Linked DNA regions of Homo sapiens: region 1 is linked to region 2. A link is a loop called in an ENCODE intact Hi-C map of the cell type or tissue named here. Cell type or tissue: PC-9. All regions are shown on one strand. Each heading gives the region's core, and the rest is flanking DNA. Links, peaks and the distances in the headings are about the cores only.

Evidence for each region. Hi-C counts contacts between places; a loop is a spot of excess contacts. Peaks named below come from ENCODE experiments on the same cell type or tissue, not always from the same donor. Only the 100,000 strongest peaks of a DNase experiment are listed, where the experiment ranks them.
Region 1: it touches region 2 in a loop (13-fold over the local background); 1 of 110 quality-filtered maps calls a loop at or near these places.

What each region holds. Positions count from the first base shown.
Region 1 is chr7:2,870,253-2,877,623 of GRCh38, reverse strand. No RefSeq gene overlaps it. Among named protein-coding and RNA genes, the nearest start is that of GNA12, 30 kb to the right of the region's middle. RefSeq lists enhancers at 2,937-3,517, 5,349-6,000 and a silencer at 6,807-7,026. In PC-9, for the core only: no CTCF peak of the experiment used is centred there; DNase peaks (open chromatin) are centred at 3,283 and 3,853; H3K27ac peaks cover 1,775 bases.
Region 2 is chr7:3,024,355-3,031,725 of GRCh38, reverse strand. All of the region lies in intron 1 of CARD11 (caspase recruitment domain family member 11), which reads left to right. Among named protein-coding and RNA genes, the nearest start is that of CARD11, 16 kb to the left of the region's middle. In PC-9, for the core only: no CTCF peak of the experiment used is centred there; a DNase peak (open chromatin) is centred at 3,475; H3K4me3 peaks cover 1,196 bases; H3K27ac peaks cover 2,251 bases.

The DNA of each region.
Region 1 (7,371 bases), core at 1,086-6,085, 150 kb after region 2:
GATGGCTGGGAGAAAGTGAGGCAGATGTTCATACAGGGGTCCCCTCGCAAGTAAAGGCAAGAGGCAGAGAGGAGACGAAAAAGGAAGGTGCTGGGGGTCAATTGGCTGGGTGGGGCATGGCAAGAGGTGAACCTGGGGGGCTTAGGGTAAAGGGCTCCCTCCGTGAGTATTTCTTTTTTTTTTTATTGTTATTATTGAGATGGAGTCTCGCTCTGTCTCCCATGCTGGAGTGCAGTGGTATGACTTGGCTCACTGCAACCTCTGCCTCCTGGACTCAAGCAATCCTCCCCACTCAGCCTCCCAAGTAGGTGGGATTACAGGTGCCCACCACCACACCCAGCTAATTTTTCTGGTTTTGGTAGAGATGGGGTTTCACCATGTTGGCCAGGCTGGTCTGGAACTCCTGACCTCAAGTGATCCACTCACCTCAACTTCCCATAGTGCTGGGATTACAGGCGTGAGCCACCGCGCCCGGTCCTCCGTGAGTATTTCTGAGCACTCATTGAATGTGACCTGCGATGCCTGCTCCTGCACCAGGATGCAATTCCAGGACCTGGTCCCCAACCTGGAAGTTCAGGACCCAGCTCACCTCACTGGCAGGGCCCAGGCCAAGACCAGCCGGGGCACAGCCCGGGCACAGCTCCACGGGGCAGCCAGCATTCTCACCCTCTTGCACTGGGCCCTGACACTTCCAAGGTGACATCCTTCCCAGTCCTGTGTGCCCTTTGGTGGGACCAGGGATGCCAGCCCCTCCCCAAAGTGACCCCTGGAGGGGCCGGGCTATTCTCTGCTGGCTCACTGGGCTTCTTTGTGAGTTGAAATGTATTTTTTTTTCTCTTTCCTAATTAACTCCCTGCCACCCCACTTGCAGTAAAGTCTGATTTATCTCTGGCTCTCTGCATTCCGGGGACGGGCTATTTAATCTCAGCCGCGTGGACTCCAACCCACTGTCTCAATGAAATGCAGATCCTTCATCCTGCCAGCATCCTGCCAGCCCCACTCCATCCTCCTGCTGCCCGTGGGCTCAGCCAGCCCAAGCTGCCGCTGCCGTAAATTCTCTTTTATAATAACACCCTTTGCCCTTTGGCCACACCTGTCAGCACGGCCTGGGACTCTGCCGGGCCACAGCTGGCTGCTCACTTCTCTGGGCAAACCGGGCCTCAGGCAGCGCCCCGCTGGGAAGCCAGCAGCTGCCCCCAGGCGTCCACCTGCCTGGTCCCCTATGGCCAACACTCTTGGTGCTCAGCCAAGTCTAGAGGTTACCTGCAGGCAGTCCCCACATGAGCCCGCTGGGGTGTCCTCAGGCCAGGACCACACACAGACCGTTCACGGGGCAGGCCAGACCAATCTTTCTCCGCATGAATCAGCTCACTGCACTGCTCCTGCACCAGGGAGGGGCCGGAGTGGTACAGGAGGCTGATTCACGGGGAAAAAGAAGCCTGATTTGTAACATCCGCTGATGTCTGTGGTGTCAATACTCCCACCGTGGCTGATGGCCAGATAGTGATGTGATGCCTGTGAATGCCACATTGGGAGGAAAATCCCAGGGCTCCGAGACACCTCCAGGCAGGAGGGGGCGGGTCAATGCCGCAGCTCCTCACGCCTCACGGGGGCAATTCTCAAGCACATTCCACACAGCCTCTTGGAGGGAGGGGTGCCACCAAGACTGAGCCCCAAGTGCCTGCAGCTACAACCTTCTCTTGTGAGTTGAATTATATTCCCCAAAAGATATGCGCAAGTCCTAACCATTGGTAACTGCAAACATCACTTTATTTGGAAATAGCATCATTGCAGATGTAATTAGTTAGATGAGGATACACTGGAGTAGGAAGGGCCCTAGCCCGGTGAATGGAGTCCTTATCAGAAGAAGGAACTTGACCGGGCACAGTGGCTCACGCCTGTAATCCCAGCACTTTGGGAGGCCGAGGCAGGCGGATCACTTGAGGCCAGGAGTTTGAGACCAGCCTGACCAACATGGTGAAACCCTGTCTCTACTAAAAATATAAAAATTAGCCAGACATGGTGGCACATGCTTGTAATCCCAGCTACTCAGGAGGCTGAGGCAGGAGAATCGCTTGATCCTGGGAGGTGGAGGTGATCCTGGGAGGTCAGCCGAGATTGCATCACTGCACTCCAGCCTGGGTGACAGAGTAAGACTGTGTCTCAAAAAAAAGAAGATGAAGATGAAAATTTAGACCCAGACACACAGAGAGAACATCCTGTGAAGACACAGTCGCACCCATGCATGGGGAAGAAGGTCGCGTGATGACGGGGGCAGAGATTGGAGCGAGGCATTCACAAACCAAGGAATGCTGGGAGCTTCCAGAAGCAGGAAGAGACAGGACGGATCCCCCTAGAGCTTCCAGGAGGACAAGGGCCTGCAGACACCTTGAATTTGGGCTTCTGGCCTTTAGAAAAGTAAGAAAACAAACTATGGTTGTTTTCAGTCACTCCGTTGTGATTTGTTACAGCAGTAAAAGGAAGTTCACATGCCTTCCATGTCTTACCCTTAATAGCCTTCCTCCCGCCCTGTCTCAGCTCTCACGTCTTTATGGTGTTCCTGGGGTCACCTCCCAAATAAACCACCTGAACCTGTGTCCTTGTCTGAGAGTCAAGGAGCACATTGGACTCACAATCTGAAAGTCCTGCTCCAGGTCCAGCCTCACCATGCCCAGGTGTGGTACCGTGGGCAAATCCCACACCACACCCCACCCCTGCCTCATCATCTGTAAGTGGGACATTAAGGACTCCAACAGGAGAAGGTTGCTGTGTCGGCGGGTGCAGTGGCTCACGCCTGTAATCCAGCACTTTGGGAGGCCAAAGTGGGAGGATCACTTGAGGCCAGGAGTTTGAGACCAGCTGGGCAACACAGGGAGACCCCATCTCTACAAAAATTTAAAAGTTAGACAGGGCTGCTGGTGTGAGCTTGTGGTCCCAGCTACTCAGGAAGCTGAGGCAGGAGGATCACTTGAGCCCCAGGAGTTTGAGGCTGCAGTGAGCCACGATGGTGCCACTGCACTCCAGCCTGGGTGTCAGAATGAGACTTTCTCAAAAAGCAAAACACAAAACAAAACAAAACAAATGGTCACTGTGAATGAAAGTGTTGTGGCCTGAACAGATATGCAGTTGTGTTGACAGCCTGCCCAGGAAAGCTTGCATCAAAAGCTCACACAGCCAAGTGACTTTGACCCTCCCTTCTCCTGTGGTCCTCTGAGTCCCTAAAGGATGACTGGCAGGCAGGTTGCCCTCATCAACACATCACCATTTGGGGCCTCCCAAGTCCCCACCCAACATTCTCATCCACCTGCCTTTGGTCTCTGATGGTTCTTGGGGGTCTTCCTCCCACAGAAGCAGGGGTTTGATCAGTTTTGGCCAGGTGGCTGTATCATCCCCGAAGAAAGCAAAAGGACCTGTATGTTACCCCCACACAGAACAGAGTAGATAAAGCAAGGATGGAGGAGAATAAAATCTACTTCAATCTACCGTCATTATGAAAAACATTGTTTCATCTCCCGCAGGCTCTTCCTGAGTTTTCCCATGATGCCCAACTCTTCTCTTAGTTATGGTGAGTTCTTTTTTGTTGTTGTTGTTGTGGAGGGATTTTTTTCTCCTCCCTACACTTGTCTTCCATGGCCCGTACCTCTCCACCGCATCTGACAATCTGCACATGTTTAAAACCATGTTGGACATGGGGTTTAAATTTCTTCCCAGGAGACTCCTGGGCCATATGCAAATCAGAGGGCTGTGGCTAAAGCCAGGAGGAGCAAACAGGAAAACAACAGAAAGGATTTTCTAATTCCATAGGCCAGTCTAGATCCTGTACATGAGTCAGCTTTGGCTGCATAACAGCCGCGAAAACCTCAGCTGCAGAAAACAGTATGTATTTCTTGCATCCTGATGACTTAGACTGGACTCCCTGGGCTTGGCTCCAAACTGCAGGTGAGGCTCAGCCCTGTGGCCTGGCAGGCTAGCCCAGGGCTGTTCTTCTCATGGCGAAAAAGAGGTGGGCAAGAAGGCAAGCCCCATTAAGAAGTGCGTGTCAAGCCTCTGCTCCTGCTACATCCCCCTCAACAGCCCACTGCCCAAAGCAATCTCTCAGCAAAGCCCAAACTCGAGGTGCAGGGAAGGGAACAGTCATGAATGATAACAGCACCCGCCACTGCCCACAACATATGCACATCACAGAGTTTGGTGCTCCAGTTCTCATCACAGCATAAACTTGCTGACCGAGTTTCCGACAGTTGAGACCAGACATCATTGACTTTGCGGGAAGAAAGCCCTGGCTTCTCTCTACTGAAGTGTCGCTCCAGTCTGGCCTCTTGCCAGGACAGAGGAGGTCATCCCTGACGGAACTGTGATCAGCGTCTCTCAGCCTCAGTCCCTGCTGACATATCCTCAGAACCTTGCTATACTGGACCTCACAATGAATAATCAGGCGATGAATAATCAGACCTCTTCTCGCCATGGCCAGAGCCTAACTGGGGAGACAGGTGAGCCTGCCCTCCATGCAGAAACAAAAATAAGCACCAGAGCAAAGGTACAGGCCAAGTGTCCTGAACACTTAAGGATGGGGTGGGCCGGGCGCGGTGGCCCACGCCTGTAATCCCAGCACTTTGGGAGGCCGAGGTAGGTGGATCATCTGAGGTCAGGAGCTCGAGACCAGCCTGACCAACATGGTGAAACCCCAACTCTAATAAAAATACAAAATTACCCGGGCGTGGTGGCACATGCCTGTAATCCCAGCTACTTGGGAGGCTGAGGCAGGAGAATTGCTTGAACCCAGGAGGCAGAGGTTGCAGTGAGCCGAGATCGCGCCATTGTACTCCAGCCTGGGCAACAAGAGCGAAACAACATCTCAAAAAAGAAAGAAAAAAAAAAGGATGGGGTGAGGAAGTTGATGCATGCAAATGGGAAGGAAGGAACATCTGGGCTGGGTTTCAAAGGGTGAGTAGGAGTCTGACAAACAGGAGAGGAAGGACACATCCTGGGGAGAGCAAGAACAAGGCCTGAGCATGGGCAACTTACATGGCTTTTTTTTAAATTATTTTTTGTCTGTTTCAGGATTTGTGTGCAGGGCAGGACCATCTTGCCGGAAGCGTGCTGTTACCATGGCACCCAACACGGCATCTGGTGTTACGTGAACATCCTCCTCTGACTGCGAACAGATGGGTGGATTGTTTTTCCAGAAGGATGAGCTCTATTTCATGATGAAAATCACCCAGGTGTTTTTGCACAAATCATAGGTTTAGTCCCCCAGATGCGTTTTTTACTGAAGTCTCTGGCTGTGTTCCTCACAGCCCAGAGGCCTGATGTGCTCTCTGTCTGCATTCAGCCACCGTCTGGGTGTGGGACTCAGAGTGAGCCTCAGCCCAAGTACCGCCACCCCATGTGGAGTGAGGAGATTGCACTAGACCGGTGGTGTTTCTCAAACTTGGACCACTGGTGTTTCTCAAACTTGGACCACTGGTGTTTCTCAAACTTGGATGGGTGTAAGAATCATCAGGAAAGTTCATAACATGCGGATTCTTGGACTCTACCTCCAGGTATATTTTGATTCTACAGGTCTGGGCTTGAGGCCTGAGTATCTGTGTTTCTAATAAGCTCTTGGGGGATGCTGCTGGCTTAGGGTCACTCTGGACTCAGACCCCAGACCCCTGCTCACCTGGACCTTCTCCAAACCTTGCACTGGAGAGAAGGTTCTTGAACCTCATCCTGGGGCAGGCACCCATTCCCTGAGAATCCCACTCTACCAGACCTCAAAATGAATAATCAGGCAATGAATAAGCAGATCCCCTCCCACCATGGCCCCAGCCTAACTGTGGAGACAGGCAAGCCTGCTCTCCATGCAGGAACAAAAATCAGTGCTAGAACAAAGGCACAGATCGAGCTGTATCTGGCAGGAGTGGTCAGAATGCCAGAGAGAGAGAGCTCAGGCAGCATTCCCAAGGCAGGTGGTAGACCCAGGGCCCCAGGGAGCGTTCAGCCAGTGGCAGGGGTTTGGGTTGAGCTGGTCTGCCCACTGGAATCAAAGTGGGCTGGGACACAGGACCAGAGTCCCAAATACAACCCTCGGGCTCTGCAAGCCTGGCCCATGTCACGTTCACTGCGCCCGCAAGCCATGAGTCCTGCCCTCAACTTGCGCCTGTGATGCTGTCCTCATCCAGTCCCAGAGAGATGATCCACCTCGGGGCCCTGCATAAGCCCTGGCCTCTGACACTCAGCCCCCATCTCCTTTACACTGGAAATGTCTCAGGTGTCAGCCCTCTCCAGGAAGCCTCCCTGACCCCAGTCCCTTGGTCGGTGCTCCCTGACCCCAGTCCCTTGGTCGGTCCATTGCCTAGGATGGAGTGCAGTGGTGCGATCTCATCTCACTGCAACCTCCGCCTCCCAGGTCCAAGCGATCCTCCTGCCTCAGCCTTCCCCGTGGCTGGGGCTGCAGGCAGGCACCACCACGCCCTGCTAATTTGTGTATTTTTAGTAGAGATGGGGTTTCACCATGTTGGCCACGCTGGTCTCAAACTCCTGACCTCAGGTGATCCACCCGCCTCAGCCTCCCAAAGTGTTGGAATTACAGGCGTGAGCCACCGGCCCCGGCATTTGGTCAGTGCTTTGATGCATGTGTCACATCAGCCTTTGTGTCACCGTCGGGGTGGCCCTGGAGGTGCACGGCTCTGCTTTCCCTCCCAGAGTCACCCTCCACAGGAATGCAGTAGCACCTGGGGCCTGGCAGCTCCTGCCCCACCCGGGACCTTGCTAGAGCTCCCCGTGGGCCTGGAGAGGACTTTCTCACAGCTGCACTGCAGCCTGGGGCTCCTCCCACTTAACCCTCCTTCCTTCCTCTTCTCCTCTGGCAAACACAAGCCCTGCGTCACGGTTGGAAGTTGGTCCCCGCCCACCCTGCATCCTCTCCCTGTATCCTGCTTGGGCATTGCGTTTCATCAATCTCTTGCTCATTTCTTCTGTCTTGACGTCTGCCTCCCAGATGACCAAAGTGACACAGGTAACGAAATGAGTCTCTCTAATGAGTTCCCTAAAGTCCTGGGCCTCCGAGGGCTGCAGGCCCTGCCTCCTCTTACTCATCGCTGACTCCAGGCACCTGGCCTAGAGCTTCACAGGGGCTCAATAGCTTCCTGTCCTGCTCAGGCAGAGAGGGGCAGGCAGGGAGGGTCTCACACTCCAGGGAAGGGTGCTGCCTTTGCAGAGTTGAAGTGGAGTGTGTAGGGGGTGGTGGGGGAGTCCTGGGAGACCGTCAGCCACTCCTTGTGCACGTGGGAAAGGGGGACCCGGACAGGACGGGAGGACGCAGGGTGTGAACAGCATCGGACCCCACAAAGCACCCCTGGCGCACAGAGGTAAGGTCTGCTGGCTCAG
Region 2 (7,371 bases), core at 1,380-6,379:
AGTGCACTGGAGAGGCCACTGGGCTCAGAAAGAGGGATTTGGTTTTCAGACACTGACCCATTGGATGGTCTGGGCCAAGTTCCCTTTCACCTCTGGGGCTCAGTTTCCTCGTAAGTCAAATGAGAAGACTGTACAGGACTTGGGGCAGTAAATGGGTTGCATCTAGCAAGCCAATTCCAATCAACTAGTAATGGCTTGCTGGAGCACCGCATTGAGGACCCAAGCTCAGTGATCAATCACTGACGTTTGCCCATGGGTGTGAATCTGAACGTGGAAGCTGGGCTGCCCCATCCGTCATCTGCACTTGCCCTGCATGACCCAGAGCCCTTCCAGCCTTGAAAATCCACGATATAAAGACACATGCCTGTGAATGTTCACTGCAGCACTATTCACAGTAGCAAAGACATGAAATCAACCTAAATGCCCATCAATGACAGATTGGATACAGAAAGTTGGTACATACACACCATGGAATACTATGCAGCTTTAAAAAAGAATGAGATCATGTCTTCTGCAGGAACATGGATACAGCTGGAGGCCATTATCCTAAGTGAATTAATGCAGGTATAGAAAACCAAATACCTCATGTTCTCACTTATAAGTGGGAGCTAAATGATGAGAGCACATGGACACAAAGACAGGAACAACACACAGTGGGGCCTCCCTGAGGGTGGAGGGTGGGAAGAGGAAGAGGATCTGAAAAAAAGTAACTATGGGGGCTGGGCACGGTGACTTACACCTGTAATGCCAGCACTTTGGGTGGCCAAGGCAGGCAGATCACTTGAGGTCAGGAGTTCAAGACCAGCCTGGCCAACATGGCAAAAACCCGTCTCTACTAAAAATACAAAAATTAGCCAGGTGTGGTTGCAGGCGCCTGTAATCCCAGCTACTCAGGAGGCTGAGGCAGGAGAATCACTTGAACCCGGGAGGTCGAGGTTGCAGTGAGCCGAGATTGTGCCACTGCACTCCAGCCTGGGTGACAGAGCAAGACTCCATCTCGGGAGAAAAAAAAAAAAAAGGAACTACTGGGTACTGGGCTTAGTATCTGGGTGATGAAATAATCTATACACCAAATCCCCATGACACTAGTTTACCTATATAGCAAACCTGCAGGTATACCCCAGAGCCTAAAATAAAAGCTAAAAAAAAAAAAATCCGTGATGACCTCGTGACCTTGAACAAATCGCTTCACTGTCCCAAGATTTTATTTCTTCATGAATAAGATGGAGATAAATAATTCCTGCCTTGCCACTACACAAAATTGCTCTCAAGACAATGTAAGTAGATGAAAAATGGTGCTGGAGGTTTTTATGCACCGTGGTATAAAGGGGAAGTTTTATTTTTTATTAATTGACCTCTCCAGTTGTGGATTCCTGTCGGTCACGCACTCCTCTGAACCATCTCACCGGTTGGGTTGAAAGCCCTTTCTTTCCCTGTTAATGGATTCAGTTTGCTGCCCCCCACTCTGGGAAGACAAGGTCATTTGGATTTCCCTGGTGCGGAGGAGAAAGGGGATTAATATGGGGGTTGGATGCGGGTGTGATCCTTCCGTGCTTAGAAGATCTCAGCATTCTTTTTTCTCTCTCTCTTTTTTTTTTAAAAACTCTAAGTTCTGGGATACATGTGCAGAGCATGCAGGTTTGTTACACAGGTATACATGCGCCATGGTGGTTTGCTGCACCCATCAACCTGTCATCTAGGTTTTAAGCCCCACATGCATTAGGTATTTGTCCTAATGCTCTCCCTCCCCTTGCCCCCCAACCCCCGACAGGGCCCACTGTGTAATATTCCCCTCCCTGTGTCCACAGATCTCAGCATTCTTCTTTTTTTTTTTTTTTTTTTGAGACGGAGTCTCGCTGTGTCTCCCAGGCTGGAGTGCAGTGGCGCCATCTCGCTCACTGCAAGCTCTGCCTCCTGGGTTCACTCCATTCTCCTGCCTCAGCCTCCCGAGTAGCTGGGACTACAGGCACCCGCCACCACGCCAGGCGAATTTTTTGTATTTTTTTTTTTTTAGTAGAGACGGAGTTTCACCGTGTTGGCCAGGATGGTCTAGATCTTCCGACCTCATGATCCGCCCACCTCCGCCCCCAAAGTGCTGGGATTACAGGCCTGAGCCACCGCGCCCAACCGGATCTCAGCATTCTTTTTTTTTTCTTTCTTTCTTTTTTTTTTTTTTTCACTCTAAGTTCTGGGGTACATTTGCAGGACGTGCAGGTTCGTTACATAGGTATACATGTGCCATGGTGGTTTGCTGCACCCATCAACCCGTCATCTAGGTTTTAAGCCCCGCATGCATTAGCTATTTGTCCTAATGCTCTCCCGCCCCTTCCCCCCAACCCCCGACAGGGCCGGGTGTGTGATGTTCCCCTCCCTGTGTCCACGGATCTCAGCATTCTTAACAGCCGCTGGGCAGGTGGCAGCCTGAAGGTTTTCTTCAGGGTCACTCAGCTAATCAGTGACCAGGGGGGTCTTGCATCATAGAACCCAGAGCTTCCAGTTCCCACCCACTGTTCCCACCACTTAAGGATGCTGCTGTACAATGGGTGGGGACAAAAATCTTCCCAAAGTAAATTTTTATCTCCTTTAAGGGTTCTTTCTTATTATCCAAATCTCTGGAGTTAAATTAATTCTCCAGTTGGGCAGCTAGAAGCAGTCGGTCTCCCTAGCATGCTGCCGAGCGCAGCCCTGGTTAATTTCTGGAGAGGGCACGTGCCCTGCAGCCTGTGGAAACCCAGCAGAGATATCCAGACATATCTATTTTCGTTATCTGATGAAAATGTCCCTGTCCCTAAATCTACAAGCCCTCTTTCTTTCACCTTGAATCTTGTGAATGCCTTGTGTTTTCTGCCCAAATCCCAAACAAAGCCTCTATCTGCAGCCTCCTGGATCTATTAACTTTTCCCAGAGACCCAGGGGAGCCATCTGTTCTTCTATTATTTGGTTTAAGTAAAGCTTTGGGGCATTTCTTCTTGCCAGTGGTATATTCCGAGCTGGATTCATTGCCCAGGCCCTTATTTATTAGCATGTGTGTTTTATTGCAATGCGTTTCATTTCCTTCTGTCTTTTAGTCTGGGCTTCATCCTGGAGCCCCCGTCATGAACGATGTTTGGTGCTGTATGAAACGAGATGCATTCAAAACCCTTTTAAGACATAAAGGGCTTTTTTTCTGGTTTGATTTTTTTTTCCTTCTTCTTCTTCTTTTTTTTTTTTTTTTTTTTAGTGGCAGATAAATAAAGGACCTGAGTTTCCTGTAGGACTGGAAACAGTGAATCAGATTTTTGTTTTGTTTAAAACCTGAAAATCTCAGGCAGGAGTCGAGAGTGTCTGGACAGAGCTGAACGCTGTGTTTAGGTGTTTGAGGTGTTAACCCGTTCCCGGCGAGCCATTCCATGGGAGAGGGGGTGGCCACCCACAGGGACTGATTTGAGAGGTGCCAGAAAGCTTGCTTGAGTCAAAAGGTGGCCCGGGGCAGACTGGGCACTTCCTCTGTTGACTTGCCTGTCCCAGAAGGACATTTTAGTGATTCAGCGTCTGCTGTGATTCACGGAACAGCCAGTGCCATGAGTGTGTGGTCTGCTCCCTACCGGCCATGTGACCTTGGGCAAACCATTGAACTGCTCAGCACTTTTCTTCCTATCTGTGACATGGGAGACAAGACCAGCACCCTTCTCCTGGGAAGTTAAATGAGACACTGGCCACTCATTAGCAGAGTGACTTACAGCATCATTTTCCAATTCTTTCTCTTTTTTTTTTTTTTTTTTTTTTTTTTGAGACAGGGTCTCGCTCTGTCTTCCAGGCTGGAGTGCAGTGATAGGATCATGGCTCACTACAGCCTCCACCTCCCAGGCTCAAGTGATCCTCCCAACACAGCCTCCTGAGTAGCTGGGACTACAGGCATGCACCACCATGCCCAGCTAATTTTTGGTTTTTGTTTTGTTTTGTAGAGACAGGGTTTTGCCATCTCTAATTCTAAAATTAAGTGTGAACGCTTTACAGAGCCCTTCGATCTCTCTGCTGGTCCCCATTCATTAACACCCATTACTGTCATGACCCACTTAACACATACGCAGAGCCTAACACGCACAGACACTCTGTGAGTTGCTAGGGATAAAAAGACAAAAAGACAGAGTCCCTGCCCCAGCAAGCCTGTTGTCCGGGGAGGAGACAGATATATAAACAGTCAGTTGCGAAGTAATGGAGTTGCTCTAATGGATGCTTGAAATGAAGACAGACCTTGGGGACAGGAACAGACAGGTCTGCCTGAAGGAGTCAGGAAAGACCTCCCAGAGCCGACAGAAGCTGAAATGAGACTGGGAAAATAAATAGGTTTTTGCCTGGCAGAGCAGCAGGCGAAGCGGCAGGCACAGAGCCGTGGTGGTGTGGTTAGTGTCAGCGCTGGAAAAAAGATGTGAGGACGTGGAAATGGGGCAGGGGAGGCCACAGGAGCCCTGGGGTGCTGTGCCAAGGAGGGCAGATGCTGTCCTGTGGGCAAGGGTGCGTCACCGGGGCGTTCTGAGCAGCGGCTACAAGCCAGGATGGATGCACGGGTTACAGAGATCACAGACAGCAGAGACGACAACAGATGGGTCCCTCAAGGCAAGAGGCAGGCCCTCATTTAATGGGCCACGGGCCAGGGATCGTTTTATTGTGATTTCAGATAAACTTTGTATTGAAGTAGCAAATGCACACCAGAGACCTGCACTCATCCTAAGTGTGTAACTCAGCGGATTTTCACAAAGTGAACACACCCAGGTCGCCCAGTGACACCCAGATCAAGAAACAGAACATGACCAGCTAAAAAATAATATTGTAATATAATAACATTTAATAGAATAAGAATTTTGTAGTGTAAGTATGTCCCAAATACTGCATAGGACATTCTTATGCTAAAAAAAAATAAAAATAAAAATCATTTGGGCTGGGCGCAATGGCTCACACCTGTAATCCCAGGGCTTTGGGAGGCCAAGGCGGGCAGATCACCTGAGGTTGGGTGTCTGAGACCAGCCTGGCCAACATGGTGAAACCCCGTCTCTACTGAAAATACAAAAATTAGCCAGGTGTGGTGGTGGGTGCTTGTAATCCCAGCTACTCAGGAGGCTGAGGCAGGAGAATCGCTTGAACCCGGGAGGCGGAGGTTGAAGTGAGCCGAGATCATGCCACTTGCACTCCAGCCTGACCTGGGCAACAGAGTGAGATTCCGTCTCAAAAAAAAAAAATCATTTGTTTTTAATTCAAAATTTAAATGTAATTGAATGTCCTCTATTTTATCTGGCAACCTTAGCTTAATCCATGTTGTTGCTTGCGGCGGTCGCTCATTCATTTTTTATTGCCAATAATTCATTTTTTATTGCCAATGAGTAGTATAACGTTTTATTTATACTACTGCTGATGGATATTTGAGTTGTTTCCAATTTTTGGCTGCATTGAATAATGCTGCTACAAGCGTTCTTTTTTGGTAGAATTGGGTGGTCTCACTTTGTTGCCCAGGCTGGTCTCGACTTCCTGGGCTCAGGTGATCCTCCTGCCTTGGACTCCCAAAGTGCTGAGATTAAAGGTATGAGCCACCATGCCCAGCCAGGCATTCATTCTTATGTGTTTTTGGAAACATGTGTTTGGCCACTCAAGAGTGGATTTGCTGGATCTTAGACTATGTTTTTGTTCTGCTCTAATAAATACTACCAAATAGTTTTTAAGGATGTCATTTCAGTCTGCACTCCCATTAGTAGTGTATGAGAGTTCCAGTTGCTCCACACTCTTACTCACACATGGAATTGTCTGTGTCTTCATTATAGCCATTCTTGTGGGTGTTTAGGCAAAATAAATAATTTCGTATCTTTAATTTGCATTTTGCTTATGACTAATTAGCATACATTTTCATGTGTTTATTGTCCGTTTCAGATAGCCTCCTTTGCAAAGTGCCTGTTAAAGTGTTTTGCCCATTTTTCTATTGAGTTGTCTTTTACTTATTGAATTGTAGTAGTTCTTTATATATGATAGACGTGAGTTCTTTGTCAGATATATGTATTGTGGATTTTTTTTCAGTTTACAGCTCAGCTTTTTACTCTCAATAGTCTGCTGATGAACAGAAGTTTTTAGTTTTAATGCAGTCCAATTCATGTGTGTATTTTTTTCTTATAGTTAATTTGTTTTGAGTCCTGTTTAAGAAGCATTCACCTATCCTAAAGTTTATGTTTCCTTCTAAAAGCCTTATTGTTTCATCTTTCACATTTATATCTGTAATTCATCTAGAATGGGTTTTTTCCTTTAAAATCAACTTTATTGAGGTATAATTTACATACAATAAACTCAGTGCATTTTGATCAATGTATATACTCCATGTAACCACAATCAAGATTTAGAGCATTTCCATCACCCCCAAAAAGTTGCCTCAAGTCCTTTTGCTACTCAGAGTGTGTTCCAGGGACCAGCGTTAGCCTCCCCTTGGGGCTGCTCCCATGAGGCAGACTCCCAGGCCCCACCCCAGACCTACTGCATTTTAACAAGGTTCCCAGGTACTCTGTATGCCCATTAAAGGTTTAGAGACAATCTGGGCTCCATTGGAGAAAGGTGACAAGCCAAAAATGCTGCTTCTATTGTTATAAATAGTGTGGCCTGAAGCAAGTCCGAGGTAAATGATGGATGATTGAGTTTAGGGGGAAAAATGAGAGAAGAACCAAGTTGGGAAGAAATTGTGAAGTCATTACAAGAACACCCTTTATTTTCCTGGACCAAACACCTATTCTCCCTGAGGCCTGGCCCCACTGACATTATGGCAGGGCATGACACCTGCAGATTTGAGGGGCAGGATTTTCCACTGGTGAGACTATGCGTTCCCTGGGTAGCTGCTTCCTGGTCTTCATTCTGTACCACAGTGGAGAAAGCCATTCCAATGACCACATCCAGAAGAGACCTTAATTTTAGGTTGCGGTTGTTTTCTTTGTTTTTAAGCTTGCTTTCTATTTTTATCTAAACAATATGTGTACTTGGTTTACAAAAGTCAAACACAGCCAGGTGTGGTGGCTCCTGCCTGTAATCCCAGCACTTTGGGAGGCCAAGGCAGGCGGATCGCCTGAGCCCAGGAGTTTGAGACCAGCGTGGGCAACATGGCAAAACCCTGTTTCTACCAAAAATAAAAATAAAAAATTATCCAGGCATGGTGGCACGCACCTGTAGTCCCAGTTACTCGGGAGGCTGAGGTGAGAGGATAGCCTGAGCCCAGGAAGTCGAGGCTGCAGTGAGCCATGATCATGCCACTTTACTCTAGCCCAAGCAACAGAGTGAGACCTTGTCTAAAACTAGAAATAGAAATAAAACATCAAATACTATCACATGACTTAAAATAAAAAATAGCAGTCCTGTAGCCTGCCCCTC